Linked DNA regions of Homo sapiens: region 1 is linked to region 2. A link is an interaction called in ENCODE POLR2A ChIA-PET data of the cell type or tissue named here. Cell type or tissue: Panc1. All regions are shown on one strand. Each heading gives the region's core, and the rest is flanking DNA. Links, peaks and the distances in the headings are about the cores only. Region 1 overlaps PIAS1 (protein inhibitor of activated STAT 1). Region 2 has its middle 15 kb from the start of PIAS1.

The links. ChIA-PET counts read pairs that join two places held together with the same protein. Peaks named below come from ENCODE experiments on the same cell type or tissue, not always from the same donor. Only the 100,000 strongest peaks of a DNase experiment are listed, where the experiment ranks them.
Region 1: POLR2A ChIA-PET joins it to region 2 with 13 read pairs; 2 of 35 experiments call an interaction of 5 or more read pairs at or near these places.

Annotation. Positions count from the first base shown.
Region 1 is chr15:68,166,377-68,184,101 of GRCh38, reverse strand. PIAS1 (protein inhibitor of activated STAT 1) reads right to left here. Exons shown (of 14, transcript NM_016166.3): 9 at 10,210-10,370; 10 at 8,335-8,465; 11 at 7,448-7,628; 12 at 2,748-2,890; 13 at 435-472. It overlaps LOC105370871 (a long non-coding RNA gene), which reads left to right. Exons shown (of 2, transcript XR_932396.3): 1 at 1-834; 2 at 951-1,804. Among named protein-coding and RNA genes, the nearest start is that of CALML4, 30 kb to the left of the region's middle. In Panc1, for the core only: a CTCF peak has its summit at 12,651; no DNase peak of the experiment used is centred there.
Region 2 is chr15:68,031,361-68,046,667 of GRCh38, reverse strand. No RefSeq gene overlaps it. Among named protein-coding and RNA genes, the nearest start is that of PIAS1, 15 kb to the left of the region's middle. RefSeq lists enhancers at 656-1,175, 1,176-1,696. In Panc1, for the core only: no CTCF peak of the experiment used is centred there; no DNase peak of the experiment used is centred there; H3K27ac peaks cover 2,591 bases.

The DNA.
Region 1 (17,725 bases), core at 6,357-14,356, 140 kb before region 2:
GGAAATGATGCAATCAAGAGATGTGGCAAACTGGGATGTATGAGGCTGTCCTGGAATAACATGGCACACTGTTTTACAGCAAACTTAAAAAAAAAAAAAGTAGAGGTACACTCTAAAATAACAATAAAAAATATAGTAAATGCATAAACCAGTAACAGAGTTGTTTATTATCGTTATATTGTACATAATTATACGTGTGATACTTTTACATGACTGACAGCATAGGTTTGTTCACACCAGCAACACCACAAACATGTGAGTAATGCCTTGTGCTACAATGTTACCATGGCTATAATTGATGTAGGGATTTTTCAGCTCCATTATAATCTTATGGAATGCATATATGGCCTGTCATTGACCAAAATGTCATTATGTGGCGCATGACTGTATTTTTAATGTACAATTAAAATAATAGTAAATTTTTCATAACATACCTGATTGTCTCCTGATAAGAAAGGAAAGAAATCTAATCCTGTGGAAGAAAAAATTATTTCAGTTTAAAAAAAAAAGAAGGAAAAACTCTTCCAAATGCCCCAATACTTCAAAAACAAATACAAGTCTTATATGCTATGTCACTCAGAATTTTATTTAAACATGAAGAGTTGAGCTAAACGTTTTACGTCTCTCCTTTCTTTAGATTACTAAGGCTGAAAACTAAGCTTTGGCAATGATTTGTCTTCTCCGTGACCCCATTTGGGGGACTGGGGCCATTACTACTCTGTCAGATCTAACACTGATCCTTAAACGGGCATAGTACTTTTAACAAATGCTCTGGACTCCTCTTAAGGAAACTTTCAATCTGCTCTAAGTTACTCCTCACAAGCACTTCATGAGGTATGTAATTAGTTTTGCCCTCATTTTGCAGGTGAGAAAGTTTGAAGTTGAAAGAGTTAGGTTAAGTAAGTTGTAGTACTGATTTTTCTTTCTTAAATTTGCTCATTTGCTATCAGATTCAACTGACAGACTGCAGTGGCATGAGGGGAGAAGAGGTTTGAGTGCCTGCAAACTGGCTACTATTACATAAGAAGGAGTAGTTCTGCTACCTGGCTGCTGAGGATTCACTGCAAGGAGGCCCCTTCCAATTAACATTCTTTTCTAGATCACCCAGTGTGTAATGCGATGAAGAGCAAGTGAACAAGCATGAATTAAATGCTTCATTATGATATCTAAACTTGGGGAAAGGTAAAACACGCAGCTATAGATAAATATATTACAACACCACAGATACTCTGGGCATCTACTCACTGTCTACATTATAACCGATTACAACACGAAGGCTTACAAAATGCATAGCACTGTTGTTCTTGATAGTGACAGTGCGTTTCATACATGTAGAAAAAAAGGTATAGAAAGATATCTAACCGTTAAGAGCAGCTGTAACTGGCTGGCCGTAGTGGCTCACGCCTGTAATCCCAGCACTTTGGGAAGCGAAGGCAGGCGAATCACCTGAGGTCGGGAGTTTGAGACCAGCCTGACCAACATGGTGAAACCCCGTCTCTACTAAAAATACAAAATTAGCCAGGCGTGGTGGCACATGCCTGTCGCGCCATTGCACTCCAGCCTGAGCAATAAGAGCAAAACTCCGACACACACACACACACACACACACACGCAGCCTGAGCAATAAGAGCAAAACTCCGACACACACACACACACACACACACACACACACACACTAGCTGTAACTTCCCGGGAATGGGGTTGGGGGATAGGTAGAGGGAAACTTTCACTTTATGTTTCTGTGTTGAATTTTCTACAATGAGCATATATGGCTTTTTTAATAAAAAAAAGTTCTTAGATTATATGACTAATATTCAAATTATTATGCTACAAAGATATAAAAACAATTCTTTTTGATAATATAAATGATTATTATGAACTCAAAATATATAAATGAGTATACTGACATTTCAAACAGCTTTTAAAAAGAAGGATCAGATAAATGTATACACCTAGTATGTACCCACAAAATTAAAAAAAAAATTTTTAAGAAGGATCAAATTCATTAGAATAAAAACTAAAACTTTCAAATGTCTCAACTCACCATTATCTAAAACATAATACAACATAGTTACCCACAATGCCTGTTGCATTACAACTAAAGTCAGGGTACAATAAATAATGTTCACAGGGCTGGGCGTGGTGGCTCACGCCTGTAATCCTAGCACTTTGGGAGGCCGAGGCAGGAGGACCACGAGGTCAGGACCAGCCTGACCAAAATAGTGAAACCCTGTCTCTACTAAAAATATAAAACATTAGCCTGGTGTGGTAGTGGGCGCCTATAATCCCAGCTACTCGGTCGGGAAGCTGAGGCAGGAGAATTGTTTGAACCTGGGAGGCGGAGGTTGTAGTGAGCTGAGATCGTGCCACCGCACTCCAGCCCAGGCAACAGAGCAAGACTCCGTTCCCCACGGCAAAAAAAAATAATGTTCATAAATACCAAAATTCAAACCCACATACTAGCAGTCATTCAAAAACAATTTGCAGAGTACTCAGGAGCTCACAAAAACTAAAGATTATTGCACTAGTTTTACCACTGGGAGTAAAACACTGGCTACTGATGACAGTACAATCAACGAACTGGGTCAGTATTTATAACAACGGCATATTATTTCTCTCAGTTCCCTGGGTCCAAGGCCCTGTTGGCTCAGTCTTCCAGTTCTTCCTTAGATTCACCTAGAAGAGAATTATATAGATCAAAGGCATTCATAATGCTATGTGACAATGTAGAAGAACCAGTGACTCACCTTGTAAGTCGTAAGGCATGGGTGTCATGTGGAAAGGATGCCTATAGTCTTGGATGAGGGAGGTATTAATGTAGCTTGTGTCTACAGCAGGAAGGCTTGGGGTGCGGGATACTGGAGATGCTTGATGTGGAAGACTTAAAATGCTGGAAGAAGGAAAGATTGGCATAGTTTTCATTAGCCAGTTAAACTCTCAAGGTTAACAAAAAAAGGGGTTGTATCTCACAATGAACCCTCGGTTTAGTGCTGGAAATAAGAACAAAACCAAGCAAAGCAATGTATAATTTAGATTATACACAATTATGAGAAAATAATTTGTATACATAATAGCATTTAACAGAGGCCACAGGAAGAAGTGGACAGATGCAATGGTATCCAACATTCACAAACCTCACATTGCCTTTGGAATATCATCACCTATGCTTTCAAAATGCAAGAGAAAGGTACAGTTGAGCCACTTTAACGGGATATGAGTGAAAGATACCTACATCAAATGAAAGTCGGAAACCCTTTTAAAACAACACCAGAGTATTGGCTATTAAGAAGCATACGTATGCCCTAGCAAAGAAAATACATATAATAAGACAGAGGGAATGAAGCAATCTGAGTGGTTCGGAGTTACCAGCTGGCCCCTCAGATTGTAATCTTTAGGAGGGCAAAAACTGGGTATTGTTTAGTATACCCAATGCCCAGTACAGTTATCAGCACATTGTTTGCATAAAAGCCCTGCTGAATCTAATGTAGTGAAACAAGAAGAAATACTCCAAAACGAATAGGTAGTGGAGAGTTTTTAAAGAGAGAACAGTATAACTGGAAAAAGAAAACATAAAACAAGAATTAGGACTCTAAAAAACAGTGAAAAGTTTAAATAGCTAAGTAGCTTTTTTTTTAAAATTTACTAACAATTAAGGGAAAGGAAAAAAGGAGAAGAAGGAAAAAATAATAATTTAACTAACTTTGGGGCCAGGCATGGTGGCTCATTCCTGTAATCCCCATACTTCGGGAGGCTGAGGCAGAAGGATAGTTTCAGCCCAGAAGTTGCCCAGCCTGGGCAACATAGGGAGACCCTGTCTCTACGAAAAATTAAAAAGCTTAGCCAGGCCTGGTGGCACGTATCTGTAGTCCCAGCTACTTGGGAGATAGATGAGAGGATTGCTTGAGCCTGGGGGGTCGAGGCTGCATGAGCCGTGATTGCACCACTGCACTCAAGCCTGGGTGACAGAGCAAGAGCCTGTCTCAAAACAAAACAAAAACAAAAACAAAGCTAATTTTGAAAAGAAAAACAATTATAGTAGCCCTCTTAGAAGGAAACATAAGGGTTATATGTTACCCCAACAATACAAGAGGCTGAAGGTGTATGTGTTATAGAAAATAAAGAGAAAGGAAGCAATAAAGAGGCTGTCTTTTGCTTTTAATGCTTCATGTAAAGTACCTGGGGCATGGGGATGCAATTTCAGTGGTATAGAATATTTCAAAAGAGGGCCGGGCGTGGTGGCTCACACCTGTAATCCCAGCACTTTGGGAGGCCAAGGCGCATGGATCACCTGAGGTTGGGAGTTTGAGACCAGCCTCACCAACAGGGAGAAACCCTGTCTCTACTAAAAAATACAAAAAATTAGCCAGGCATGGTGGTGCATGCCTGTAATCCCAGCTACTCGGGAGGCTGAGGCAGGAGAATCACTTGAACCCAGGAGGCGGAGGGTGTGGTGAGCCAAGATGGTGCCACTGCACTCCAGCCTGGGAGATAAGAGTGAAACTCTGTCTCAAAAAAAAAAAAAAAAAAAAAAAAAAAAGAACATTTCACGAGATGACAAGGTTGGATTTCTAGGAATAGAGTTCCAGTTATGACCATCTACCACATTTTAATGAATGGGATATGAAGCATAAAACACACTCTCGTCTGCCTCATAAAAATGTTTCATCTAATGGAAACTTTGTTAAACCTCTTATATCTAGAAAAAGTACCATTTACCATTAGCTGAGTCTTCTCACAATGTCTAAGAGATTATAAGAGAGGATTTAAAATGCTAGTCTTTGAAAACATCTCAAACAGCATAGACAATTTCTGGATGAACATTAAGCACTCAGTGGCTAAAGACAACAAAATGTTTTACATTTAGTGTTTGCCTCTAATTCCTGGCTGCATGCTTTTCTTTCAATTTGTGATAATGTTTTGAAATGCATTTCAACCTTTATACTGCACAATAACAAACACAATATGCTGTACTGAGGTTTCCAGTTACCAACTAGTCATTATTATAAAATGGCTACTAGTGTTGACTATGGTGTGTTATTCTCCTTCTAAGGATGTAAACTTTCAAGTTTCTTGTTTTTATCTGCAAATAGAGAGAGAAATGTCTGGCATTTGCAAATACTATAGCTGGGTTCAATTAGTCACTGGGAAATTCAGGAAGTACTTAATGCATTTAATGTAATTTTCCAAACATAATAAACATTATTTATTTTATTTTCTCCAAATATTTTTGGAGAAAGAGCAAAGTAAATATCCAAAGAAGAAATATTAGATTCCTAAACACTCAAATGTTTTCTTTAAAGAAAAAATATATAGTCAGTAATACTATTGCATAGTTTACATAAATACATATTACTATTAATAGTCTAAAGAACAGAACAAATATATATATTATGATGCATTTAGCCCAAAAGTATTTATATATCCAGAGGTTTATGAAATATCTTTTAAAATTGTGATTATGGCACTTAAAAAAATCACATGACAATGTGTATTTGGTCATACTATGGTTTGATATTTACAAAATATCTTGGAATTGAAATTCTATAGATACTTGTTCTAACTTTAGGTAATGTGACTTTTCCTTTTCTCCTACTCAGACATAAAATACATTGGTGTAATAACAAGGTCAGGCTTGCTGGGTTATAGCCATCAAGATAGGCTTTTATCAGAGGTCATGTTCATAACAGTAGGATTTGTGCTTAAATTATTCACTTTGTTTAGAATGATGATACTGTTTTTAATGTCTTTGTTTCTGTCTGTATGCCAAGATGGACTACTGTAGAATGAAAATACCGATGTGTGAAATGTTTGACTGAAATCTTATTTTTTTTTGAGATGGGGTCTCATTCTGTCACCCAGGTTGGAGTGCAGTGGCACGATCTTAGCTCACTGCAACCTCCACCTCCCAGGTTCAAGTGATCCTCCCCCATCAGCCCTCCGAGTAGTTGGGACAACAGGCACACAGTGCCATACCCAGCTAATTTTTTGGTAGAGACAGGGTTTTACCATGTTGCCCAGGCTGGTCTCAAACTGATAGAAATCTTTAATCTCATCATACAATGTCAAACCTGAAAATGATTTGACTCCAGGCACAGAAATGCCTGCTCTTGATCTGGTGTTGTAACAATGCCATCTATGGACTTCCTTCTCTCTCCTACATTCTTTCTTTAGTCCCTAATGCTTGCTGGAAGAGTTTCTGGTTAGCTTCTATTCAGTTGCAACAGGCCATGTGATTCTCCTGCTTTATACCTAAAAAGGGACACATCTATTTCTAGATTTACAATTAGTGTGCTACAATTGTGCTTCAGCACAATTAGAAATCTTGCTCAGAATCCCTGATGTGTCTACAGGACTAACAGCCTGTTTTGAGAGTATAGTTGGAGTATGCTACTTGTTTTACCACCCCCCAGAAAGTGCTAAGCTGTTTAAGGTTAAGACTGTACTTACTCATTTTATTATCATCCATGCTTAGCTGAGGGTGTTTTATACAAAGTAGATAACAATGTTTCATGAACTGAAGTATAACCTAGGTACACTGTTATTGATATAAGACTAATGGAAAATATGGGAGAAAACTCTGCAAAGTGGGAAATGTTGTGTGCTGCAACAGAAGTCATTCACTACCAGCCTCATTCACATTCTGAAGCAGATTTAAATCATTGGTCTTCCTCTGCTTTCCACTTGAAACACTCAACTTGGGGTGAATTTTACAGCATACATTCCAGTTTGAACAAATGTTCTACATCCTGTGAGCAGGAGCAGGATCACCTGGGAACTTAACTAGAAATACAAATTTTTTCTTTCTTTTTTTTTTTTTTTTTTTGAGACAAAGTCTCGCTCTGTTGCCCAGGCTGGAGTGCAATGGCACGATCTTGGCTCACTGCAACCTCCACCTCCTGGGTTCAAGCGATTCTCCTGCCTCACCCTCCAGAGTAGCTGAGATTACAGGCGCATGCCACCACGCTTGGCTAATTTTTGTATTTTAGTAGAGATGAGGTTTCACCATGTTGCCCAGGCTGGTCTCAAACTCCTGAGCTTGGACAATCCACCTGCCTCAGCCTCCCAAAGTCCTAGGATTACAGGTATGAGACATGACGCCTGGCCTAGAAAGACAAATTTTCTTAGTCTCTACTCCTGACTCAGACATGGGGGCGCAATGTATGCATTTTATTAAGCTCTCAGGTAATTCTGATGTACGTACACCACAGTTTGAGAACCACGGTACTAGAATGATCTTTTGATATGAAGAATACTATATCCAAGTACCCTTTTGGTGCATTACCCCAATCCCTCCAGAGTATTACAAACCTGGGAAAAATTCAAACTATTCTTTGATTGCTAAGTTAAGTTTCACAATCAAGAATCATTTTATTTGGCAAGTCTTTAATCCCTATTTGCCAAGTTAATTTTCATGATTACTTTTTTTTTTAAATGTCTCAGCACTTACCCTTTATTATTTAGTGGTGATGTGGGAGATAGGGAAGGACAGGTCCTCTTGGCAGATGGCTCTTCTTCCTCTTCATCAGATGAACTGTCTATGGTTAGGTCAATCACTTCTACTTTCTTGTTTTTATTTGAGGACTGGTGGTGAGACGCTACCTGATGCTCCAATGTGGAGCTCAAGCATCCTATATGGGAATGATTAAAATACAAGGCAAGGGAAGAGCTATGACATCTCTCTTTTCTCAGTGTCACTACAGTTTATCAGTTACAGTTTAGATTCACAATATTGTTGGAGCCAGAGAGTAGAAAACCAACAGTGGCTCTGTTCTTCTAAGTTTAAAACTATTATTTAATAATAGTAAATTATTTTTCAAAATAATAAATTACTGAATTAGAGCAAACAATCAAAATGTGTCATATGTCCACTTCAGAAGAAAAGTAATTTGAGAGCAGACGGTATATTAATTTTTGTCTGTATAGTATCTGACATACTTAAATACGATGATAGCATTTTCAAAACTCATAGTGTCTTTACAGCAAAAACATACTAAAAGCCAGGAAAAAATAAATAAATGAAAAAAGAACCTTTACTACTCTGTATCAAATCTGTTAAAAATTTAAAAAGGGTACAGTTTCAAAAGTATGAGTTTACAAATGACTAATTATATTACATTACTTTGAAATCTTATATCAGTAAATTTTTTAAAGCTGGCAAAAAAGTGAATTTAAAAGGAGTTCTATTACTTCTGAACATTTAATCAATAAGTTAATAGGAATTATTAAGCTATCCACAAACTGCTCAGTGATTTTTAAAAATATATGGATTTTAATATTGAAAACCAGACTTAGAGCAGTAGGGAGACTGCCTCTTCCTTGTGAAGAACTACTCACCATCGACTCCATTGTAAGAGGCAGAAACTTCCTGTACTTCCTTTTTTGATCTCATCGGTGCCCAAGTGCCATCCTCCTTAAATTGTATTTCATCACAGTCTGTACAGTACTTTAGGATTTCCATAAACAAGCTATAAGAAAACAATTCATCCTTAGAATATATTTTAAATGAACATAAAGGTTGAACAACTTAAGTTATATTTATTCTTAAAATCTAGTACTAACTAGGAATATAGCTGCCTAATTTATGTCACATTTATGTAAGAAAATATCATGTGACCATGAAAAATGACATTTTCAAAGATTTTTAATCATATGGGAAAATGTTCACAAAAAGTGAGAAAACGTCAACAAAAGAAAGCTTCATTTCAAAAATAAAATTCTGTGTGAGTAGTATATAGACAGTAGTTACCTCTGGGTGATACCTTCATGAGTATTTATTTTTCTTCTTTATACTTTTTTGCATATTCTAAATTGCCCACAATAAGCATGTCTTATTTGATAAACTAAAGCAAAACATATACAAATATGTAATCAAAGGTTAAATCTCTTTGATAAAATACCGTGACAGACATTTAAAAACATGTATAAAGAAAGCATAAAATTAATTACGGCCAAATTCTTAGGTTATAATGTTAAATGAAACCAAAGGACAAAAATTATTAACAGTGTACAATCACAATTATGGAAAGACAAAAATCAGAAAATCATATACCGAAAAAAGCTTTTTATTTTCCTGTGTTTTCCAATTTTTCTTTAAAAGAGTATGTGTGTACATGGCTTTTATAACAAGAAATGGGAGAACCTAAAGCTATGTAACATATAAAGTTGGAAAATATCACTATTTAATTCTGATTTACTAGTAAGTGATCACCGACATTTCTGAAAAATTAAACATAAAACATTTAAGTTACATGTTGTTTGTTTGTTTGTTTCCCATGACTGGTCTGACATCTTTCAAGCTCCAGGTTATACTTGTATTGCTAAATATACTTAATTTCTGATATTACCACCTTTAGGCTCCTATGTTTTCTTAAATACTACAGGTAAGTTGCCTTAAGTGTTTTGCTAGAAAGTACAGGAAATATTAAGTAGAGGCTGGGTGTGGTGGCTCACATGCCTGTAATCTCAGTACTTTGGGAGGCCAAGGCAGGAGGATCACTTGAGCCCAGGAATTCGAGAGCAGCCTGGGCAAAATGGCAAGACTCTGTCTCTAACCCCCCATCCCCAAAAAAATCAAGGAGATGTCCTCCTTTTCACAATTTGTTTTTGTTTAGTGGCAAAAAGCAGGAGGAAAAGGGGGCTGCAGAATAGAAGAAAATTTAGAGGAACATTCCAAGATGTCTGGTAGGATAGATAAAACAAAGAGGTGTTAAAAGCAATAATTGGTTTTGTGATGCTATAGGTGGGCAAGACAAAAAAGAAAAAGAAGACCATGACTGAAGGTGGATCTAATCTCCAGAAATAGGCTAACTTCTATTGAAAAGCCCAATTTTGGATGAACCTGAGTTAACCCAAATTTCCCCATACATTCTTGTTCCAATATGGTCTGCATATCTAGGGATGGATGGACTAATGACAGGAAAAGGAAAAGGTATAAGCACACCCTGCTTAAAAGCACCAGTGCTTTCAACGACAAATGCCAGGAGGCACTGACAGTAACACACGCATTTTCAAACCAAGGGAACATCAATTTAAAAAGATAAAATATTCATAACACTAATTTGAAATAAATTACTTTGAAAATATTGGTTTGCAGACTCACAAAAATCCTACAAATATATAACTTAGAATTTTCATCCCAAATCTGATGTGTAACAAACCCAGATAATATATGGTCATTTCAAGGTACCAAAAACACTTAAAGTAACATACCCATCAATAATAAGGTGTTCATATGGAGCCTTCTTATCACAGACAGGACAAACCCAGGTTGGTTTTTTCTCATTCATCTGAATGTAAAGAGTTGCGTCAAAACATTGTAGATGAGAACATGTAAGGGCCCGACACGGAATTGTCAGCCGCATTTTACCAAGCTTTAAAAAGGGAGAAAAAGTAAATATTAGATAATTGCTATTCAACATTTAAGCTTTGACAAAAATTTCCTAGAACACAACAGGTAGGCATGCTGATTTAAAGCATACAGTGTTGACTTTTCATCAATGTAGAAGAACATTAAACACATTTCCTGTGAAATATCCATAGGTTAAAAAATGACAGTATTTCTTTGGCTATCAAACAAAATGACTATGGAAAGTCTACAACAAGGGTTATTTACTAAAATCCACAGCTCACAGATCAGCTTTTGGTGGAGAGGGTCATAAACCCCTTGAATTACATTCAAAATTTCGTGTGTGCATTTTTCTGGAGAGAGTGCTTTCACCAGTTTTTTTTTTTTAAACAGATGGGGTCTTGCTATATTGCCCAGGCTGAAGTGCCAACTCTTATTCACAGGCACAATCGTAGCACACTACAGCCTCAAACTCCTGGGCTCAAGCAATCCTCCTGCCTCAGCCTCCAGAGTAGCTGGGGATACAGGCGCACACCACTGTGCCCGGCTTTTCTCAAATTCTTAAAGCAGTCCTTGATCCAAAAAAAATTTAAGAACCACCTTACTAGGGATTAGGGAAAATAAAGAATGCCCTATTAAATACTGCACAATACAGAGATGCATTGATATTTGCTATCAGTCTTATCTATGAATGAAAGTAGTTCACAGGACAAAACTGAATCAATAGTGATCATTCCCCATGATGTTTGGCATAATTGCCAAGTGGCAGCTCTGAGGAGGAAGGCAGGTGCACACACTCTGCATTGCTTCCTCACTGGGAACCATCACGAGCAATTCAGCCTACAGCCCTGGACCTCTAGCATCTCCAGCATGTCAGGAGACTTCTTGCCCTGCAAATATTGCTTCAGCTAACACGGGTTGAGTCTATCCAGGAAGAGGAAATCTGCTTCATCTGGTCCCTGAGCTGCTAGCTTTAGCCCAAGGCAGAAAAGCCACGCAGAAACCTGCACAGGGAGGTACCACATCACTATCTCATTCCCTGGAAGCCAGCTTGTACCACTGTAGAGTCCCCAGATCCCACAATGGCCACCATATAGCAGAGAAGTTATCTACTTTCAATAACCACATTATTTGCCAAGTACCAGGAAAAGATTTGTGAACTTGAAAAATATAAACGCTTGTGCTGGAGAGGATGTGGAGAAATAGGAATGCTTTTACACTGTTGGTGGGACTGTAAACTAGTTCACCATTGTGGAACACAGTGTGGCAATTCCTCAAGGATCTGGAACTAGAAATACCATTTGACCCAGCAATCCCATTACTGGGTATATACCCAAAGGATTATTATAAATCATGCTACTTATAAAGACACACTGGACACGTATGTTTATTGCAGCACTATTCACAATAGCAAAGACTTGGAACCACCCCAAATGTCCATCAATGATAGACTGAATTAAGAAAATGTGGCACATATATACCATGGAATACTATGCAGCCATAAAAAAGGATGAGTTCATGTCCTTTGCAGGGACATGGATGAAGCTGGAAACCATCATTCTGAGCAAAGTATCACAAGGACAGAAAACCAAACATCACATGTTCTCACTCATAGGTGGGAACTGAACAATGAGAACACTTGGACACAGGGCGGGGAACATCACACACCAGGGCCTGTCTTGGGGTGGGGGGCTGGGGGAGGGATAGCATTAGGAAAAATACCTAATGTAAATGATGAGTTAACGGGTGCAGCAAACCAATATGGCACATGTATACCTGCACGTTGTGCACATGTACCATAGAACTTAAAGTATTTTATATATATATAAAACATATAAAAGAAAAAAATATATATGAAAGAAAAATATAAAGGCTTGAAAAGAATATGAGTTAAATGAGGAAAAGATTCTTGGCTTACTTAGATCAATTTCAGGGAAATGTGAAATTTCCTAGTCTACCAGGAAATTAACTGTCATTTGGGGCCCAAAATAATTGCTTTGATACCGATGATTTACTGTGTCTCTAAGAAAGGCATTTAGCCTTTCTGGGCCTCTTTTACTTTCTCTAAATTAACACTATTTCCTCCTTACTTCAACCAGATGTAGCCATGATGAATAAAAATAGAACACTGAACATGCTATAAACTTACTGAGACTAGAGCAATGCCAGTTTACAGTATCAGAAGTATAACCTGGAGGGACCTAGAGTAAAAACTGGTAACTCCCTTCTGTGTACTCCCAACTCTACACTCCTGCATATGATTACAATCAAGCACCACATAACATTTTGGTCAACACTGAACCGCATATACGATAGAGGTCTTCAAATTAAGACAGCCATGTTACTGGTTTCTGTATTTACTATACTTTTTATCATTATTTTGGAGTGTACTCCCTTTACTTATATATATTTTAAAAGTTAACTGTAAAACAGCCTCAGGCAGGTCCTTCAGGAGGTATTCCAGAAGAAGGCACTGTTACCATAAGAGAGAACAGCTCCATGTCTGTTACTGCCACTGAAGACGTTCCAGTGGGAAAAGATGTGGAGGTGGAAAGTAGTGATACTGATGATCCGGACCCTGTGCAGGCCTAGGCTAATGTGTGTTTGTGTCTTTGTTTTTAACAAAAAAGTTTAAAAAGTAGAAAATAAAAGTAAAAAATGTTAAAAATAGAAAAAAGCTTATAGAATAAGGATATAAAGAAAGAAAATATTTTTGTACAGCTGTACAATGTGCTTGTGTTTTAAGCTAAGTGTTGTTATTACAAGAGTCAAAAGTTAAAAAAAATAAAAAGCTTATAAAATAAAAAAGTTACAGTGGCCAGGTGTGGTGGCTCACACCAGTAATCCCAGCCCTTTGGGAGGCCGAGGAGGGAGAATCACCTGAGATCAGGAGTTTGAGACCAGCCTGGCCAACATGGCGCAACTCCGTCTCTACTAAAAATACAAAAATTAGCCAGGCATGGTGGCACACGTCTGGGATCCCAGCTACTTGGGAGGCTGAGGCAGGAGAATCGCTTGAGCCTGGGAGGCAGAGGTTACCGTGAGCCAAGATCACACCAGTGCACTCCGGCCTGGGTGACAGAGGGAGACTCTGTCTCAAAAAAAAAGTTACAGTAAGCTAAGGTTTATTACTGAAGAAAGAAAAATATTTTAAATTTATTGTAGCCAAAGTGTACAGTGTTTATAAAGTCTACAGTGATGTAAAGTGATGTCCTAGACCTTCACATTTGCTCACCACTCACTGACTTATTTGGAGTAACTTCCAGTCCCGTAAGCTCCATTCATAGTAAGTGCCCCATACAGGTGTACCATTTTTCATCTTTTATACTTTTTACTGTACCTTTTCTATGTTTAGGTACACAAATACTTAGCATTGTGTTACAACTGCCTACAGTATTCAGTTTTGTAACATGCTGTACAGTTTTGCAAACTAGGAGCAATAGGCCAAGGTACATAGTAAGCTATACCATCTAGGTTTGTGTAAGCACACCTATGATGCTTTTGTTGAATAACAACAAAATCCCCTAATAGTGCATTTCTCAAAAGGTATCCCTATCATTAAGGCATGCAAAACTGATTGTTATTTATTTATGTGTGTCTCCTCCTACTAGAAACAGGTTGGACTAATTTCCTTGTTCCCATACTTGGAAATATACAGCAGTAAGACAGTCCTGTGCACTGATAAGGCTTCAGTTCTGCATGATGGGCAATTCCAGGAGGCACCACTCATGGAAGGTATGCAGGTCATACTCAGTCATTTATAGTGCAGCCTGAGTATGAGTTCTGGTGTTAGAATGAATCCTGGCCCCACTACCTACCTACTGTGTGAATTCTGAATGTTATTTTACTTAATCACTCAGAGGCTCAGTTTTGTAAAATGGGGATAAAAATGGGATCTACACAATATGATTGTGGGGATTCAATTACGTTTACTACACAGTACCTGACACATAGTAACTTTTCAATAAATAACAGTAGTATTAATTAAAGTACAGAAACATATTTGCTTTAAAAATCACTTTGTACACTAGGAGACCCACCCAAACCTCAGCTTAGTAGTCATTCTTTTACTCTGGGCTCACAAAGTATTAAACAGCTTCATTAGACTCCCTTACTGCATTTCTACTCAATTTTAATCTTTGTATTTTTTGAGAAACAGTCTCACAAGCAATTCTCCTGTCTCAGCCTCCCAAGTAGCTGGGATTACAGGCAGGTGCCACCATGCCTGGCTAATTTTTGCATTTTTAGTAGAGACAGGGTTCGCCATGTTGGCCACACCGGTCTCAAACTCCTGGCATCAAGTGATCTGCACACCTTGGCCTCCCAAAGTGCTGGCATTATAGGCGTGAGCGACATGCCCAGCCAATTTTTTATGATTTGATTTACATAAGCACCTGATAAAAAGGCCAAAAGAACAAAGTAGTTATTATAACAGAAAAATTACCATTAGGCAAGATACCATGTTGCATTAGTTCAGAAACATTTTCCAAATAGCAATCTGGTTGGTGGTGCCAAGTTACGTTTTTAGATCTTATGTCAGACCTTAGCTTATCTATGAAATACAAATTCCTATTTTATAAGGTACTTTTGCTATTGCCTTAATACTAAGTAGAGAAACCACAGACTAAAAATTCTAGAGAAATACAGTAATAGTACACAAGGTTTATGAACTGTAGAACTATCAGACTACTTCTGATCGTTTATGAAAACAACAGATAAGATGATAAGAAATAAAGATTGTTTCAGAATCCAAGCTACAGGCCATGAAATTTATACTCTGAAAAGCAGCTGTTTTCCAAAGGCCTTCATCTCACATACCTTTACCCCATGATCTCCAGCTGTCAGTTCATATCTTTTAGGCAAGAGAGCAACTCTCAAGCCTTTATCTTCAGCTATACTGACAAGGTGACCTACAGAGTTTTTAAGGAACGCTGACACAGAAATGGTACAAGACAGACATAAATGGGTATGTGAAAGCAAAAGCTCGCTTTCAAATGCATTATTAGCTGCCACACAAATGCCTTAGAATCATAAAATAACTATTATGTGATAATTCTCATATTCCTGATTTTTTTTAAAAAAATCACTAAATTCTAAATAATTATCTGAAAAACAGATATCGATTTTCTCTAACTTGGTAACAAGAGAGAAGCTGAGCTTTGAACGTCTTCATCTTGTGATTACAAATTCTTCCTTTCCCTTTATAGGACACAAATTATGTTTGCATTATTTGCAAATAAGCACTTTAACTCCCAAATGTGTTTTCTAACGCCACTAACTTTACAATAATAGTGCTATCTATATTAGTAACTGATGACGCTGCAAGAGAAAACATTCTAGATAAAAGTTTTAACCAACTTATATTTTTAAAAAGCCCTAAAAATGTCAATAAAACGTGCTTTTTCCTTGCAAAAGGAAAGGAAAAAGTGTGACATTAAAAATAATTTCAGCTGGGCACAGTGGCTCACACCTGTAATCCCATCACTTTGGGAGGCTGAGGCAAGCGGATCACTTGAGGTCAGGAGTTCCAGACTAGCCTAGCCAACATGGTGAAACCTCATCTCCACTGAAAATACAAAAATTAGCCGGGCGTGGTGACAGGCGCCTGTAATACCAGCTACTCAGGAGGTTGAGGCAGGAGAATTGCTTGAACCCAGGAAGTGGAGGTTGCAGTGAGCTGAGATCACACCACTGCACTCCAGCCTGGGCAACAGAACAAGACTCTGTCTCAAAAAATAAAATTTTAAAAAGGCTGGGAGTGGTGGCTCACACCTGTAATCCCAGCATTTTGGGAAGCTAAGGCAAGCAGATCACCTGAGGTCAGGAGTTTGAGACCAGCCTGGCCAACATGGTGAAACCCCATCTCTACTAAAAATACAAAAAATTAGCCAGGCGTGGTGGCGTGCACCTGTAGTTCTAGCTACTTGGGAGGCTGAAGCAGAGGAATTGCTTGAACCTGGGAGGTGGAGGTTGCAGTGAGCCAAGATCTGGCCACTGTACTCCAGCCTGGGTGACAGAGCAAAACTCTGTCTCAAAAACAAAACAAAACAAAAAGAATAATTTCACAAGTTTTTTTCACAATAATAAATATTTCATAAATACATTTCCAGAGTTTATCTTCTTTTCTTCTATCAATTCCACGTTATTTGTATTTGGGTTTACAAAGCAGCTTTTCAAAGATTCCTCCACCTCTATTTTTAATAAATCAGAACCATAAAATTCCCAAAGAGTAAAAACATTTTTAATTATTTTTGTTGCCTTTAGCTAAATGGCACAGAAACAAAAGAAACTCATTTATTTTGAGCTCTGTACATCACAAGGGCAACTGTAATGCACAGTGAGACATCATATTTACATATTTCAAAGAGCACAAATCTCTTTTATTATCCCATAAATTTGATATATAGGTATTATTAAATTTTATTTTTGAGTAAAAACATACCTAAAATACATGATCTTACTATTTCAGAATAACTGTAAGGGATTATCCCTTTAGCCAAATAGAAACCCATGAAAGTATTATAATTATACATTTTACACATACACACACACACACACACACACAATATACATATATAGTTGTTTTGTTTTATAATCTGAATTTTTAAAGCAGATGTCAATTTAAAATGAACTGCTGGCCAGGTGTGGTGGCTCACGCCTGTAATCCCAAGGGAGGCCAAGGCAGGAGGATTGCTTGAGGCCAGGAGTCCATGACCAGCCTGGGCAACATATCAAGACCTTGTCTCTACAAAAAAATGCAAAAATCAGCCGGGTGTGGTGGCACATGCCGGTAGTCCCAGCTACTTGGGGGGTTGAAGCAGGAGCACTGCATGAACCTGGGAGGTGGAGGCTGCAGTGACCTGAGATGGCAGCACTGCACTCCAACCTGGGTGACAAAGTGAAACCCCGTCTCAAAAAAGAAAATAAATAAAGGTGCAAAGAGCAAAATGTGATTAATAGTTTCTAGTAATACAGAGATGAGCACCTGCACTACAGAATTGAAACACAGTTCCACAAATAAAACTTCAAAGATTTATATTACTGTGCTTATTTATACGAATAAATGCTTCATATATGTGTTAAACATAAAGCATCATATATATTAGTACAACTATAAACACTTTTAAGTGAGATTGCAGAAAAACAATACTTTTTCCAGTGATTTAAATGGAAAATGAAGTGTATGTACTTTTCTAAACGTATTTTCTGAATTGGTGTTTTACAACAAAATGAGGCGGCAAAGAACAACAGATGGGGGAATGGATAAATCAGGGTTTCGGAGAAAGAGGGTAGAATAAATATACACCTTTTTACCTTTTTCTTTAAAAAAAAAATTTGTCTTTTTCTCACCCTCTACTTCCCCAGTCTGTGAATCATTTT
Region 2 (15,307 bases), core at 6,925-14,924:
GGTGAGGGGTGAGGGGTGTGTGAGTGAGCATGGAGTCCAACTGTGCAGTCAGACATGCCGGCTGCCTCAGCAGGGTGAGCAATTCTAGGTGCCAGCTTGCACGCTGGCTCTCTGCAAGGCTGCAGCTGGACCAGGCACATGCAAGCAGCTTCCATTCCTGGCACCAGGGAACATGGTGGTGCCTGGAAGCTTGGAGACACCAGGAACCGAAGGGCTCCAAGGAGGGAGTGACAGCCCTGGCTTGAAGAGCTCCCAGGTCTGAGCTCCCCGAAGGGCCACAGCTCTTCTTTCCTCCTCTTCGCCTGCAAGGTGGCGAGATGGGGATGGCTCCTCTCTGCTAGGCAAGTCATCCCAACAAGTGTTGAGTTCTAGAAGCAAAGAGGGTAGCTCCTTCTGCAGCTAGCCATCCTGACAAGTGTTCAGCTATCAGCAGAGAGGGTAGCTCCTCTCTGCAGCTGGACGTCTCATCATCTGCAGTGCTCTGGCTGAGCCCAGGGCTTTTATGGGCCTCAGATGGGAGGAAGTGCTGCCAATTGGTCTGTGGGCGGCCATGGGAGGGCCTGGAAAAGGCACCACAAGTTCCCACTCCAGTCAGCAGTACTAGCAGCCTGGCCTGAAGGTGGGGCTTCACCAGTAACCTGTCCTCTTCCACCCAGGAGCCGATCTGCCTCCTGCCACCATCCATGGTGCCCAGGCTGCTTGTGCAAAAGGGCACCTGTAGGCCAGTGCTGGGTTGCCCTCAGGCGCCCCTCGGCTTCCCCCCAGAGCTCCTTGGGGCCCAAATTCCGGAAAGGACCAAGACAGCAGGGGGCTGGTGTGTCAGCTCTGCTCCAAGTGTGCACACACCTGGCCAGACTGTAACAGTGCCTGGGCTCAGCCCCAACCCTGCTCTGAGATTGGAGCAGGCACCAGGGGCAGGGAGAGGCCAGGCAGCAGGAGCAGACACCCCCCAAGCCTGAGGGGGGAGGGGGACTTTCCCAGGACCCCAAGGGTGCAGACTGCAGAGATGCCCAGGTCCTGTGCCTGGGAGGGTAGGACTCCCGCCTGCCTACTCTGTGGAGCAGCATGCAGGCAGCCCTGGCCATGCCTCCTTGCAGCTCCAGGTCCTTACTGGGCCCCTCTCTGCCCACCCCTCTGTGCCCAACCATGCTGCTCCCTGCTGGCAGGTGGCTCAGCTCAGCCCCATTGCAGTGGCACCCAACGTGGCAGGCTTGGCGGGGGGGCTCTCGCTTACCCTGGCTCCTGCTGGCTCTGTGGAGCACAGCATTACTCCAGCCCAGCTCTGCCTCCTCCTGGCACCCTCCCCACAGCAGCTGACCTGATGACAGCGACCGCCGTGGACAGCCCGCTGCTGCCATCAATTGCACTTAATTTGTTCTTATTATTTGAAAAGATTTAAAGCATTTTCATGGGACCCTAAGATTATTGTGGCCTTCAGCCAATACAAAAAAAAAAATGAAAAAACTCAAAATGAATCATAGACCTGAATTTAAAAATTAAAATTAAAAAATTATTAGATGAAAATCCCTATGTTATTGAGTTAGACATAGTCTTCTTAGATATGGATCACACACTTAGATATGAATACCAACATGCATGTTGGTAGGAAAGGTACAGCCACTATGGAAAATAGTTTGGTACTTCCTTTGAAAACAAGATGTACTTATTGTACAACTCAGCATTTGCACCCTTAGACAGAGAAATGACATTTTCACACAGAAGTTTGTAGAAGAATGTTCATAGCAGCTGTATTTATGAGTCCAAAACTGGAAACTACCCAAATCTCCTTTGATGAATAAATGGCTAAAACTGCGATACATACATACCATGGACTACTAATCAGCAATGAAAAAACAATACAACACCTTGGATAAATCTCTAGGAAATTATGCTGGGTTAAAAAAAATAATTTCAAAAGAATACATAGTACATTATTGCCTTTATGTAACAATCATGTAATAACATAATTATAGACATAGGCTGGGCTTGGTGGCTTGCACCCATACTCCCTGCACTTTGGGAGGCTGAGTCAGGTGGATCGTTTGAGCCTAGGAGTTCAAGACCAACCTGGGCGACATAGCAAGACCCCTGTGTCTAAAAATAATAATAATAATAACATAATTATTGAGATAGAGAACAGGCTAGTCATTCTCTGGGGATTAGGGAAGGGTAGAAAGGATGGGTGATATTGATGCCAATTTTTTGGTTGTGATATTGTATTATAGTTGCATAGGATGTTAACATTGCAGGAGACTGAGAGAAGGGTACATGTGACTTCCCTGTACATTTCTCTTGCAGGTGACTCTACAATTATTTCAAAATAAAAAGTAGGTGTATATAGACTGTCCCCAGCTTACAATGGTTTGATCTACAATTTTAAAACTTTACCACCGTGCAAAAGCAATACACATTTGGCCAGGCGCAGTGGCTCATGCCTGTAATCCCAGCACTTTGGGAGGCCGAGGTGGGTGGATCATCTGAGATAAGGAATTCAAGACCAGCCTGGGCAACATGGTGAAACCCCGTCTCTACTTTTTAGTAGTATTTTTATACAAAATTCAGCTTGGCGCAGTGGCATGTGCCTGTAATCCCAGCTACTGGGGAGGCTGAGGCAGGAGAATTACTTGAACCCAGGAGGTGGAGGTTGCACTGAGCTGAAATCACACCACTGCACTCCAGCCCAGGCGACAGAGCAAGACTCCATCTCAAAAAAAAAAAAGCAATACACATTCAGTAGAAACCATACTTCAAGTACCTATACAACCATTCTGTTTTCACTTTCAAAAACTATCCAATAAATTAACACATAAGATATTAAACACTTTATGATAAAATAGGCTTGTGTTAGGCAACTTTGCCCAATTGTAAGCTAATATAAGTGTTCTGAGCACATTTAAGGTAGGCTAGGGTAGGCTATGATGTTTGGTAGATTAGGTGGATTAAATACATTTTCAATTTGAGATAGTTTCAGTTTATGATGGGTTTGTCTGAACGTAATCCCATCTTAAGCTGAGGAACATCTGTATGTGTACATATATGAAAAGTATACATATGTGTATGTGTTTATGTGTGTATACATATATGTGTGTATGTATATATGTACATACATATATTGCATATATTGAAACATTGACATCGATAACACCCATCCTCTCTACCCATCCGTAATTCCCAGAGAACTACTAGCCTGTTCTCCATCTCTATAATTACATTATTATTACTTTTTTAGGGGTGTGTGTGTGTGTGTGTGTGTGTGTGTGTGTGTGCATAATGAAGATGCAATATGTCCGAATTTGTGGAGAGAGGGACATCAGCAAAATGGAGAAATAGGCAGCTACAAACTTTCACACCGCCACAGAAATATTGAACAAATAACCAGAAATTGTCAGAGCAACTTTATCAGAACTTTGGGAAATAGTTAAAGATTTACAGCAACCAAGCAAATGCTCATTTTAAAAAATTATTTATTACCTTTTAAATTTTTTATGTTTTTAGAGACAAGGTTTCATCACATTGCCCAGGCTGGTCTTGAATTCCTGGGCTCAAGTAATCCTCCTGCCTTAGCCTCCCAAAGTGCTCTGATTATAGGGTAAGCCAACACGCCCAGCCAATTTTTTTTCTAAGGCAACTTGAAAATGGAAAGAAAACTTTATGAACCCTTCCCTGACTCAATAGCAGTCTTAGCGACAGCAGCCCACCTTCCCAGGGTGGGACTCCGGTCCTTGTTTATAGAGAGCAGAGCCAACTTTATACACAATTATTAGGTATGTCTATTCTAACCTGCCTGGGTGTTACCTGAAAAACTGAAACAAAGTGCTCATTTCTGTTTTCACACTGTAACCCACTGTAGAAAAGCAGCAGGCGTTGTTTAAACATTGTAAGGCAAACAAACAAACTGCAACTGCCTGGGGCCGAAGAGTACAGTTGGTACATAGAATAACTTTCCTAAAGCCTGGGAGTAAAAGCCAGGGAGAGAGAATTGTTGGGAAATTAGGGCATTCAAATTCAAAAGTGCTCTGTATATAGGGCAACTTAGAAAGCAACACACATGTCTGGGACAGGATGCATGTTCAGAGAACTGAGAACAGCCTAAGATTCCACCACTGGTTGATATATAGACTCAGTGCAACCAGGAAATGACTGCTGAGGAAGAATTTCAAATGGCCTTATTAAGTGTTAAAGGGGTGCTCCTGCAAAAACTCAGATGCAAAGATTGGAAAAAGTTTTTTGTTTGTTTTTTAAGTTCCCCATGTTCAGGGAAATTTCGGTAAAAACCCTGGCTGTACAAAAGTTAAGCCATCAACAATCAAGAACAGCAAACTCTAGGGAATGTAAATATTTGTTTTCCAGAGATAACACATTATAATAGTCAAATGTCCAGTTTTCAACAACAACAAAAACCCACAAAGCATACAAAGAAATAGGAAAGCAGTGGGAAAAATAAATTGACAGAAACCATCGCTGAGGCAGCACAGACGTTAGACTTACTAGACACAGACTTTAAGTAACTTTTTTTTTTTTTTTTGAGACAGAGGGCATTTTGTATGTCTTCTTTTGAGAAGTGGCTCTTCATGTCCTTTGCCCACTTCTTATTTTTTATTTTTTTGAGACATAGTCTTGCTCTGTCGCCCAGGCTGGAGTACAGTGGTGCAATCTCAGCTTATTGCAACCTCTGCCTCCTGGGTTCAAGTGATTCTTCTGCCTCAGCCTCCTGAGTAGCCATGACTACAGGTGCATGCCATCATGCCCAGCTAATTTTTTGTATTTTCAGTACAGATGGGGTTTCACTGTGTTAGCCAGGATGGTCTCAATCTCCTGGCCTTGTGATCCACCTGCCTCGGCCTCCCAAAGTGCTGGGATTACAGGTATGAGCCACCACACCCAGCCTTTGCCCACTTTTTAATGGGATTGATTGTTATTTGAGTTCCTTGTATATTCTGGATATTAGTCTCTAGAAAAATGAATAGTTTGCAAATATTTTTTCCCTTATAACAGGCTGTTTCTTCACTCTGTTGATAGTTTTCTTTGCTGTGTCAAAGTTTTTTAGTCTAATAAAGTCCCATTTGTCTATTTTTCTTTTTGTTGCCTGTGCTTTCAAGGTCTTAGCCATGAAATCTTTGCCTAGACCAGTGTCCTGAAGTGTTTTCTCTATATTTTTTCTAGTATTTTAATAGTTTCAGATCTTACCTTTAAGTCTTTAATCTATTTTAAGTTGATTTTTCTATATGGTGAGAGATAGGGGTCCAGTTTCATTCTTCTGCATATGAATTTCCAATTTTACTAGTACAATTTGTTGGAGAGACTGACCTTTCCCCAATGTATGACCTTGGTGCCTTTGTTGAAAATCAGTTGTCTGTAAACATGCAAATTTATTTCTGGATTCTCTATTCTGTTGCATTGGTCTATGTGTTTGTTTTTATACAAATACCATCCTGTTTTGTTTACTATATCTGCGTCTAGCTTTGTTCTTTTTGCTCATGATTGCTTTGGCTATTCAGGTGTTTTTTTTTTTTCCTGGTTCTACACAAATTTTAAAATTGCTTTGTCTAATTCTGTGAAAAAATGATGTTGATATTTTAATAGAGATTGCACTGCATTTGTAGATTGCTTTAAAGAGTATGGTCATTTTAATGATACTAATTCTTCCAGTCATGAGATGCGATGTCTTTCCATTTGGTTGTGTACTCTTCAATTTCTTTTATCAGTACTTTGTAGTTTTCCTTGCAGAGATCTTTCACCTCCTTGGTTAAATTACTCCTAGGTATATTTTTTTGTCACTATTGTAAATGGAATTACCTTTCTTATTTCTCTCTTGGCTAGTTTATTATTAATAACACTACTGATTTTTGTATGTTAATTTTGTATCCTGTAACTTTACTGAATTATTTTCTCAACAAAGAGTTTTTTGGTGGAGTCTTTAGGTTTTTCTAGATATAAGATCACAGATCATATCATCAGCAAAGAGGGACAGTTTGAGTTCCTCTTTTCCAATTTGGATGCCATATATTTCTTTCTCTTGCCTAATCACTCTGGCTAGGATTTCCAGTATTATATTGAATAAGAGTCATGAAAGTGGGCATCTTTGTCTTGTTCCAGTTCTTAGAGGAAAGGCTTTCAGCTTTTCCCCATTCAGTATGGTGTTAGCTGTGGGTTTGTCATACATGTCCTTTATTATGGTGAGGTATGCCTTCTCTGCCTAGTTTGTTGAGAGTTTTTATCAGGAAGGGATGTTGAGTTTTATTAAACACTTTTTCTGCATGAGTTGAGAGATCATATGGTTTTGGTCCTTCATTCTGTTAATGTGATGGATGCTGTTTACTGATTTGCGTATGTCAAACCATCCTTGCATCCCTGGGATGAATCCCACTTGATCATGGTGTATTATCTTTGTGGTATGCTGTTGGATTTGATTTGCTAGTATTTTTGAGGATTTTTGTGTCTATGTTCATCAGGTATATTGGTCTGTAGTTTTCTTTTTTGTTGCATCCTTGTCTGGTTTTGGCATCTGGGTAATGCTGGCCTCATAGAATGAGTTAGGGAGAATCTCCTCCTCTTCAATTTTTTGGAAAAGTTTGTTGGCAATTGGTGTTAGCTCTTCTTTGAAAGTTTGGTAGAATTCAGTAGTGAAGCCATCTAGTCCTGGACTTTTCTTTGTTGGGAGACTTTTATTACTTCTTTGATCTCATTACTTGTTACTGGACTGTTTAGGTTTTCTCTCTTCCTGGTTCAATCTTGGTAGGTTATATATATTGAATCTTTCCATTTTCTCTAGATTTTCCAGTTTACTGTATATAGTTGCTCATGATAGTATCTGATGATCTTGTGTATTTCTGAGTATCTGTTATAATGTCTCCTTTTTCGTTTCTGATTTTATTTGGATCTTTTTTTTTTGCTTAGTCTAGCAAGTGGTTTATCAATTTTGGTTCTTTTCAAAAAGCCAACTCTTCATTTTGTTGATCCTCTGTATTGTTTATTATTTATTTATTTATTTATTTTGAGATGGAGTCTCACTCTGTCGCCCAGGCTGGAGGGTAGTGGCGTAGTCTCAGCTCACTGCAACCTCCCCTTCCCAGGTTCAAGTGATTCTCCTGCCTCAGCCTCCTGAGTAGCTGGGATTACAGATGCATGCCACCACGCCCAGCTAATATTTTGTATTTTTAGTAGAGACGGGTTTTCACCATGTTAGCCAGGATGGTCTCAATCTTCTGACCTTGTGATCTGCTTGCCTTGACCTCCCAAAGTGCTGGGATTACAGGTGTGAGCCACTGCACCTGGCTAATCCTTTGTATTGTTTTTTTAGTGTCAATTTCATTTAGTTCTGCCTTGATGTTTATTATTTCTTTCCTTCTACTAATTTTGGTTTTGGTTTGATCTTGCTTTTTAAGTTCCTTGAAGTGCATTATTAGATTATTTACTTTAAATCTTTCTACTTTTTTGATGTAGGCACTTATTTCTATAAACTTCCTTCTCAGCACTGCTTTTGTTGTATCCCGTAGATTTTGGAATGTTATGTTTTGATTTTCATTTGTTTCAAGAATTTTTTTCATTTCTTCCTTAATTTCTTCCTTGACCCAAGGTCATTCAGGAGCATGTTGTTTAATTTTCATGTATTTGTACAGTTTCCACAGTTCCTCTTGTTATTGACTTGGTTTTTGGTGGTTTGATAAAATTGTGACATATCAATTTTCAAAAGCTTGTTGAGACACATTTTGTGTCCCAATATATGGTCTATCCTGGAGAATGTTGTGTGTGCCAATGAGAATAATGTATGTTCTGTAGCTGTTGGATGAAATGTTCTATAAATGTCTGTCAGACCCATTTGGTCTAATGCGGAGTTTATATCCAGTGTTTCTGTGTGAATTTTCTGTCTAGATGATCTGTTTAATGCTGAGAGTGGGCTGTTGAAGCCCCCAACTATTATTTTATTGGAATCTGTCTCTCCCTTTAAATCTAATAAAATTTGCTTTATATATCTGGGTGCTCCAGTGTTGGGTGCATATGTATTTAGAACTGTTATATCCTCTTGCTAAATTGATCCCTTTATCATTATACAATGACCTTCTGTGATGGTTAATACTGAGTATAAACTTGATTGAATTGAAGGATGGAAAGTATTTATCCTGGATGTGTCTGTGAGGGTGTCGCCAAAGGAGATTAACATTTGAGTCAGTGGACTGGGTGGGACTGAGTCAGACCCACCCTTAATCTGGGCACCATCTAATCAGCTGCCAGCACAGCTAGAATACAAGGCAGGCAGAAAAAAAAATGTAAATAGACTGGCCTAGCCTCCCAGCCTACGTCTTTCTCCCATGCTGGATGCTTCCTGCCCTTGAACATCAGACTCCAAGTCCTTCAGTTTTGGGACTCATGCTGTCTCTCCTTGCTCCTCAGCTTGCAGATGGCCTATTGTGGGTCCTATTGATGGCCCTTGTGAGTTAATACTTAAGGAACTCCCCTTTATATATCCTATTAGTTCTGTCCCTCTAGAGAATGCTGACTAATATATCTTGTCTCTTTTTATTGTTTTTTACTTCAAGTTCATGTTATCTAAGTGTAGCTACTCCTGCTCACTTTTGATTTGTTTGCTTGGAATATCTTTTTCCATCTTTTTACTTTCAGTCTATATGTGTTTTTCCACATGATATCTGTTTCTTATAGGCAGTAAATAATTGGGTCTTTTAAAAAATCCATTCAGCCAGTCTACATCTTTTAAGTGGAAAGTTTAATTCATTTACGTGCAAAGTTATTATTGATATGTGATGGCTTTTTCTTATCATTTTAGTAAATTATTCCTGGGTGTTTTGTAAGTCCTTTAGTCATTTTTTTTCTTTATTATTGTTTAACACTGTGGTTTGGTGGCTTCTGTAGTGATAACATTTGAGTCTTTTCTCTTCCTTGTTTGTGCATTTGCTCTACCAGTTGTTCTTACATTCTTACATGTTTCATAATGGTAAATAACATTCTTTCTCTGGCAAATTCCTTATTCATATCTTGAATTGTTTTACTGATTTCTTTGTTATTTCACTTCCATCTGTAGGACTCCCTTAAGCATTTCTTGTAGGGAGCAGAGGGGAGAGGAGGACTTTATCCTGAATATGTGTCTATGGTTTGGTTGCATAGGATGTGTTGGCTTTGATTCTGGGTGGTGATGAATTTCCTCAGTTTTTGCTTGTCTGGGAAAGACTTTATTTCTCCTTCATTTATAAAGGATAATCTTGCTGGGTATAGCATCCTTAATTGGCAGTTTTTTCTTTCAGCACTTTGCATATACTATACTCTCCTGGCCTGTAAAGTTTCTGCTGAGAAGTCCACTATTAGTCTGATATGGGTCCCTTTATAGGGAACCAGATGTTTTTCTCTTGCTGTTTTTAGAATTCTCTCTCTGTTTTTGACAGTTTGACTATAATATGTCATGGAGAAGAACTTTGCATTATATCTATTTGGGGATCTCTAAGCCTCTTGTATCTGGATGTCTAAATCTCTCGCCAGACTTGGGAAATTTTTATCTGTTATTTCATTAAATAGGTTTTCTAACTCTTTTCTCTTTGCCTTCTAGGACTCCAAAAGTTTGAATATTTGGTTGCTTTATGGTGTTTTATGTGTCAAGTTAGGGTTTGCTCATTCTTTTTTATTTTTGTCTAACTGGTTTATTTCAAAAGACCATTCTTCAAGTTCTGAGATTCTTTCTTCTCCTTGATCTACCCTATTGTTGAAGCTTTCAAATGTATTTTGTATTTTATTCAAAAATAAACAGTGTACACTGGTGTTGGTGGTAGCTGTGATGGGCTGTGTGAGCTAGTCCCCAGGCCTGCAGGTGACATGCACAGGTAATTGCAAGCTGTTGTGGTAGTGGCAGGGTGGGTAGGCCCCTGGGAGGAGTGGTCAGGTGTCAATGGTAGTGGACTGGGTAATCTTCAGTGCCCTGAACTGCATGCTCTGGCAAGGGTGAGGTGAAGCTGGTGCCATGTGAGTTTGTCCTCAGGGTTCCCCAGTGGTGTGTGCAGGTGTCTGTCATGATAGGCAGAGATGGGGCAACTTCCAGGCCTCTGGTGGAATGCTTGGGTTAGGAGTGGCAGTGGCCACACGTTGGCCCTGCCACTGGGGAGGGCATGGTTGCTTTTAGTGGTGGCAACCTAGGCTGGCAAATGGAGAATGCATGCCTTGCTTGTTCCTCAGCCCCGGTGGCAGCAGCCCATACCTCACTTGTGCCTCAGCCCCGGCAGCAACAGCCTGCTCCTTGCTTGTGCCTCGGACCTGGTACCACGGGGCCCCAGGACAGTGCACAGTCTGTTGTGGCTGGGATCTCAAAATGGCACCTTCCTGTAGCTGCCTAGGACTCAGGAGGAGTGTGTGACCCAGCGCAATCTCCCTCCCTGGATCAATACCATCACGTCTTCTCCAGGCACTTCCCTGTGTTAGTTTCTGGGCCCTCAAGGCTCTGGGGCTCTCCCGAGGCTAGGATTGCAGAAGTACACAGTGGAAATTTGGTCTGCTGGGGGTCTCTAAGCCACCTTTCCTTGCGCTCTGTCTTGCTTCTCTTTCCTTCCTTGTTTAAGCGTTGCGTGTCACGTTTCTGTAAAATTTCAGTGTTCTCTCTTGGATGATCTATTCGAAGTGTAATTATCTACTCACTATTTTGGTTCTTCTTAGGGGAGGAGGCGAGTACAAGATGCCTCTAGTCAGCCATCTTGAAGCCTCTCACTATCTTCACTTTAATGTTTAACTAGGCAGATTGCCTAGTCAGGGCATTTTAAACCAATGATTAAGAAACCACCATTTAGTGAGGCTAGATTGAAGATAGGATCTATTTTCAGAATGAAAGCTTAACTTTTTAGTCATTAAAAAGCAGTTCAATTTTCTTTCTCACTAACATTCTTGGTATTATAACTTTAAGAATATTCATATCCAGGCACAATGGCTAATGCCTGGATAATAATCCCAATGCTTTCGGAGGCTGAGACAGGAGGATCACTTGAGGTCAGGAGTTCAAAGCAAGCCTGGGCAACATAGTGAGACTCTGTGTCAAAAAAAAAAAAAATCCAAGTGTAATGGTGCACAGCTGTAGTCCTAGCTACTTGGGAAACTGAGGTGGGAGGATCACTTGAGCCCAGGAGGCTGAGGCTGCCGTGAGCCATAATCATGCTGCTGCACTCTAGTCTGGGCAATAAAATGAGACCCTGTCTCAAAAAAAAAAAATCCCACAAATGAGTAACTTTTAAAAATTAAAAAACTCCACATTATTAACTGTAGTTTTCAGTCTTCAGTAGAATAGTAGAATGAAATATGCCTGGGATTACAGGCATGAGCATGGTGGCTCATGCCTGTAATCCCAGCACTTTGGGAGACAGAGGAGGGAGGATCGGTTCAGCCCAGCCAGCCTGGGCAACATAGGGAGATCCAGTCTCTACAAAAAAATTAAAACATGATAGCTGAACACAGTGTCTGACACTTGTAGTCCCAGCTCCTTGGGAGGCTGAGGTAGGAGGATCTGCTTGAGCCTGGGAAGGCAAGGCTACAGTGAGCTGAGATGGTGCCATTGCCCTCCAGCTTGAGTGACAGAGACCCTGTCTCAAAAAAAAGAAAGAAAGAAAGAAGGAAAGAAAGAAAGAAAGAAAGAAAGAAAGAAGGAAAGAAAGAAAGAAAGAAAGAAAGGAGAGAGAGAGAGAAAGAGAGAGAGAAAGAAAGAGAGAAAGAGAGAGACAGAAAGGGAGAAAGAGAGAGGGAGGGAGGAAGGAAAGGGAGAAAGGGAGGAAGAGAGAGAGGAAGGAAGGAAGGGGAGAAAAAGAAAGAGAAAGAAAGAGAGAGAAAAGAGGAAAGAAAAGAGAGAAAGAAGGAAAGAAAGAAAAGAAAGGAAAGAAGAAAGAAAGAAAAGAAATAAGAAACATTAGGTAACGAAGGAGGAGAGAATAAGGAAATATTCCAATTATATCTTATTGTGAGTGTGGCTTAGTGGAAGGAATGCAATCTCAAGGATTAGATTTTTTTGTTCAGTTTTAAAGCAACATTAAATTTCAATTAATGGGGTCAAAATATGGTGGTCTACCCTCAGGGCCATAAAATCAGGGTAGCAGAAGCCTGCTTGGAGTTAAAAATAGATCCTGGGATATGGATAATCCAAGGTTGTTACTGTTGTTGTTACCTTCATTCTATTTCACTGCAATATATCCTCAAAACAAAAATGCCTGTGATAGTCACTGAGTTTGTTCTCAAATACCCAGGTTCTCTTTTCTGTGAATATGATAAGATGACACTTTCCCCACTTTTGAAGTTAGACATACCCATTGGTTTTGCTTTAAATAAGAAAGCGTTAGCAGGGGGAAGATGTGACACTTCTAGGCAGAGCTATGGATTTGTGCCATGTCCGTCCTCTTCCTGCTGTGATAACTGTGGAAGCATATGTTGAAGTACAGCTTTCATCACCAAGGTTCCTGAGTGACTACAACAAGCAGATGCCCTTGCTGATGCACACTGGACATGTAATATAGGCAAGAAATGAACTGACATATTTTTTAGTCATTGAGACTTTGGAGTTTGTTATTATAGCATAATCTACCTTATCTTGACCGATCTCTAATATGGGATGCTGCCAGCACAAAAACCTAAAAAAGTGGCATTGGCTTAGTGGTCAGGTGGTACTGACAAGGATGGTGAGCCATGTTACACAATGGTGACACATTTGGTAAAGCTGTTGGGTAGTCACTTGGAAGGTAGTTGATGTGCCTAGCAAACTTGTAGCTCTAGAAGAAGCAACTAGAAAACATAATGGTGTAGATAGCCAATATATTTGACAATAAATAGGGGTTCAGGGGAGGGCTAGCTAGTTTGCAAGTAGGAGTGAAAGGAAAAGATAGACCAGAAATTCAGAGACTGGCAGGGTTGGGAGGCAGGTTTCTTCTCAATACAGATTAGCTAAAAGATAAAACAATAAAGACTCAGCTTCACAGCAAGGATCTAATCAAGGCTATTGCCATCACATTCATGGTCAAAATCTCTGAACAGGCTGAGGTGTTCTCAGAATAAAGGTCCAACCAGAATGGGACCTTGGGGTTGACTCCCTTAGGAAGGGGTGGGTGAAGGTATTTTGAGTGTGGGAAAGATGTTTGGTGACTAGAAGTGTGGATTACAGTAGTCCTTATGTGTGTATTTGTTCTCTCCTAAGCACATGGTGAAATTGTGCTTCCTTATTCCATTTGAAATTAATCCTGACCATGTGGCTGAATTTGGTCAATAAAATGTGAAAGGAAATTATGTGTGTCACTTTGGGGCAGAAGCTTTAAGAGCCAGTGCTCACTCATCATTTCCTTTTTCTCCTCTTCCCTCTGTCTGGGTGACCATAGAAACACATCTTGAAGTGGAGTCCCCATCAACCTGGGTCCCTCAGTGACTATGGCCAGTAGAGTGTTCTGCCACCCCTCACCTATTCTGATCAATCTAGTGACTAATATGTTTAATCTTTGTAGAGTAAGACATTATTTTTGTTTTGTAGAGTAAACTATTAGGCAGGGAAAAAATGTACAAACCATAAAGTAAAAAAACTTACATCAGATTACATACAAATTTTAATTTTTGTATAGTAAAACACACTTAAAAGAAATTATATGCTGGGCAAAACATTTGTAACACATATACATGCAAAGGGTTAACACTGACTATATATAAAGGCCATCAATAAACTGACAACAAATATTTAATAACCCAGTAGAAACAATGGGCAGAGAATATGAGGAAGTTGTGGTGGACATTGGTTGCTTGCTTCTCTACCATTGTTTTTCCTTCTCCTGCCAAAAGCACCTAGGTTTCCCATAGGGGAACGCCCTTCTCACATTCTTAGGCATGTGATTTGTGTAGGTTTGACCACACTCTCAGCTCTAGGGGGTGCCCAGACTGAATTAAGTCACATGCCAAGCCCTGAACCAATCACTGGGTCTGATGTTAAAGAAAAAAAAAATTATTTGTAACATTTGTTAAAACATAGTAAAGAAAACTTTCTTTCTTTCTTTATTTTGAGACAGAGTCTTGCTCTGTCTCCCAGGCTGGAGTGCAGTGGCACGATCTCGGTTCACTGTAACTCCCGCCCCCTGGGTTCAAACACTTCTCTTGCCTCAGCCTCTGGAGTACCTGGGATTACAGGCATGTGCCACCATAATCGGATAATTTTTATATTTTTAGTAGAGACGGGATTTCACTATGTTGGCCAGGCTGGTCTTGAACTCCTGACCTCAAGTGAGCCACCTGCCTTGGCCTCCCAAAGTGCTGAGATTACAGGCATGAGCCACCACGTCCGGCCTAAAGAAGGCTTTATTCAGGACTATCATGATAGGTATAGGGACCACTGCAACAGGGTTTTGCAGTGGGGAAGAGAGATGGGGCTCAACTCTGAATACAGCATGGACAAGAAGAATTTATAGCCAAGGAGCAGGTGGAAGCAGGTGAGGAGAAAATTACTAAGAAGTGGCATTAGGAGTAGAAGGATTCTAGAGAAACCAACCTAACATGATTCTATCTGAAGACAGGCCAGGGTGATCAGACTTCAGAGGATAAGAAACGAAACCAGATCAGATACTGAGGTTGACTGGATAGGGTAGGGGGTTCTTGCTAAATTGACTTAGCAGGGTTCTTTGCTGAAACTGGATTGTACAAGAAAGTGCATGGATGGGCTTAGGAGGAGGTTCAGGAGCCTGACTAAAAGTTTGGTCAAGCAAAGGATCTTTGTCACTGGAAATGAATGGATCAATTTTCTGATGTCTGGATGGGATATTACTGGGTAATTTTTTTAAAATGAGACTGCTCTAATATGCTTTCATGGAAAGGTATGCATGATATATTGTTTAATAACACAAATAAGTTTCAGAGTAAAGTGTATATGACCACATTTTTACTAAATAGGAAAGAGAAGGGAAAGCCTAGAATAAATGTAAATTTGTGTCAGCATAGAGTAAAAAGCATAATGATGCAGACACATAGTTAACATTGTATACTTGTTACTAGTCTCAGCTCCAAATCTTGGCATTCTGCTTTGTGATGCTGGGGCTGAGACTCCACAAACCTCATTTCTGCTTTGTCAGCTGTTGTTACACTCTGTTCATAGCGGGTACTGGAGGCAGAGAGGGAAGTTGGAGGAGGGATCTCCTGTTTGCTTCCTAAAGGCTTCCTGTTCCTGTCAGAGTAGCTCCAGTAATTTTTCACCCCGGCAGCAGCAGCTGGTTGCAGTTTCCAGTATTCTCCATATTCCCAGAATCAGCTTCAGGGTGCTCCTCAGAGCACCAGTATGCCAGTGCCCACTCCTCAGAGGTCTGGGTCCCAGTTC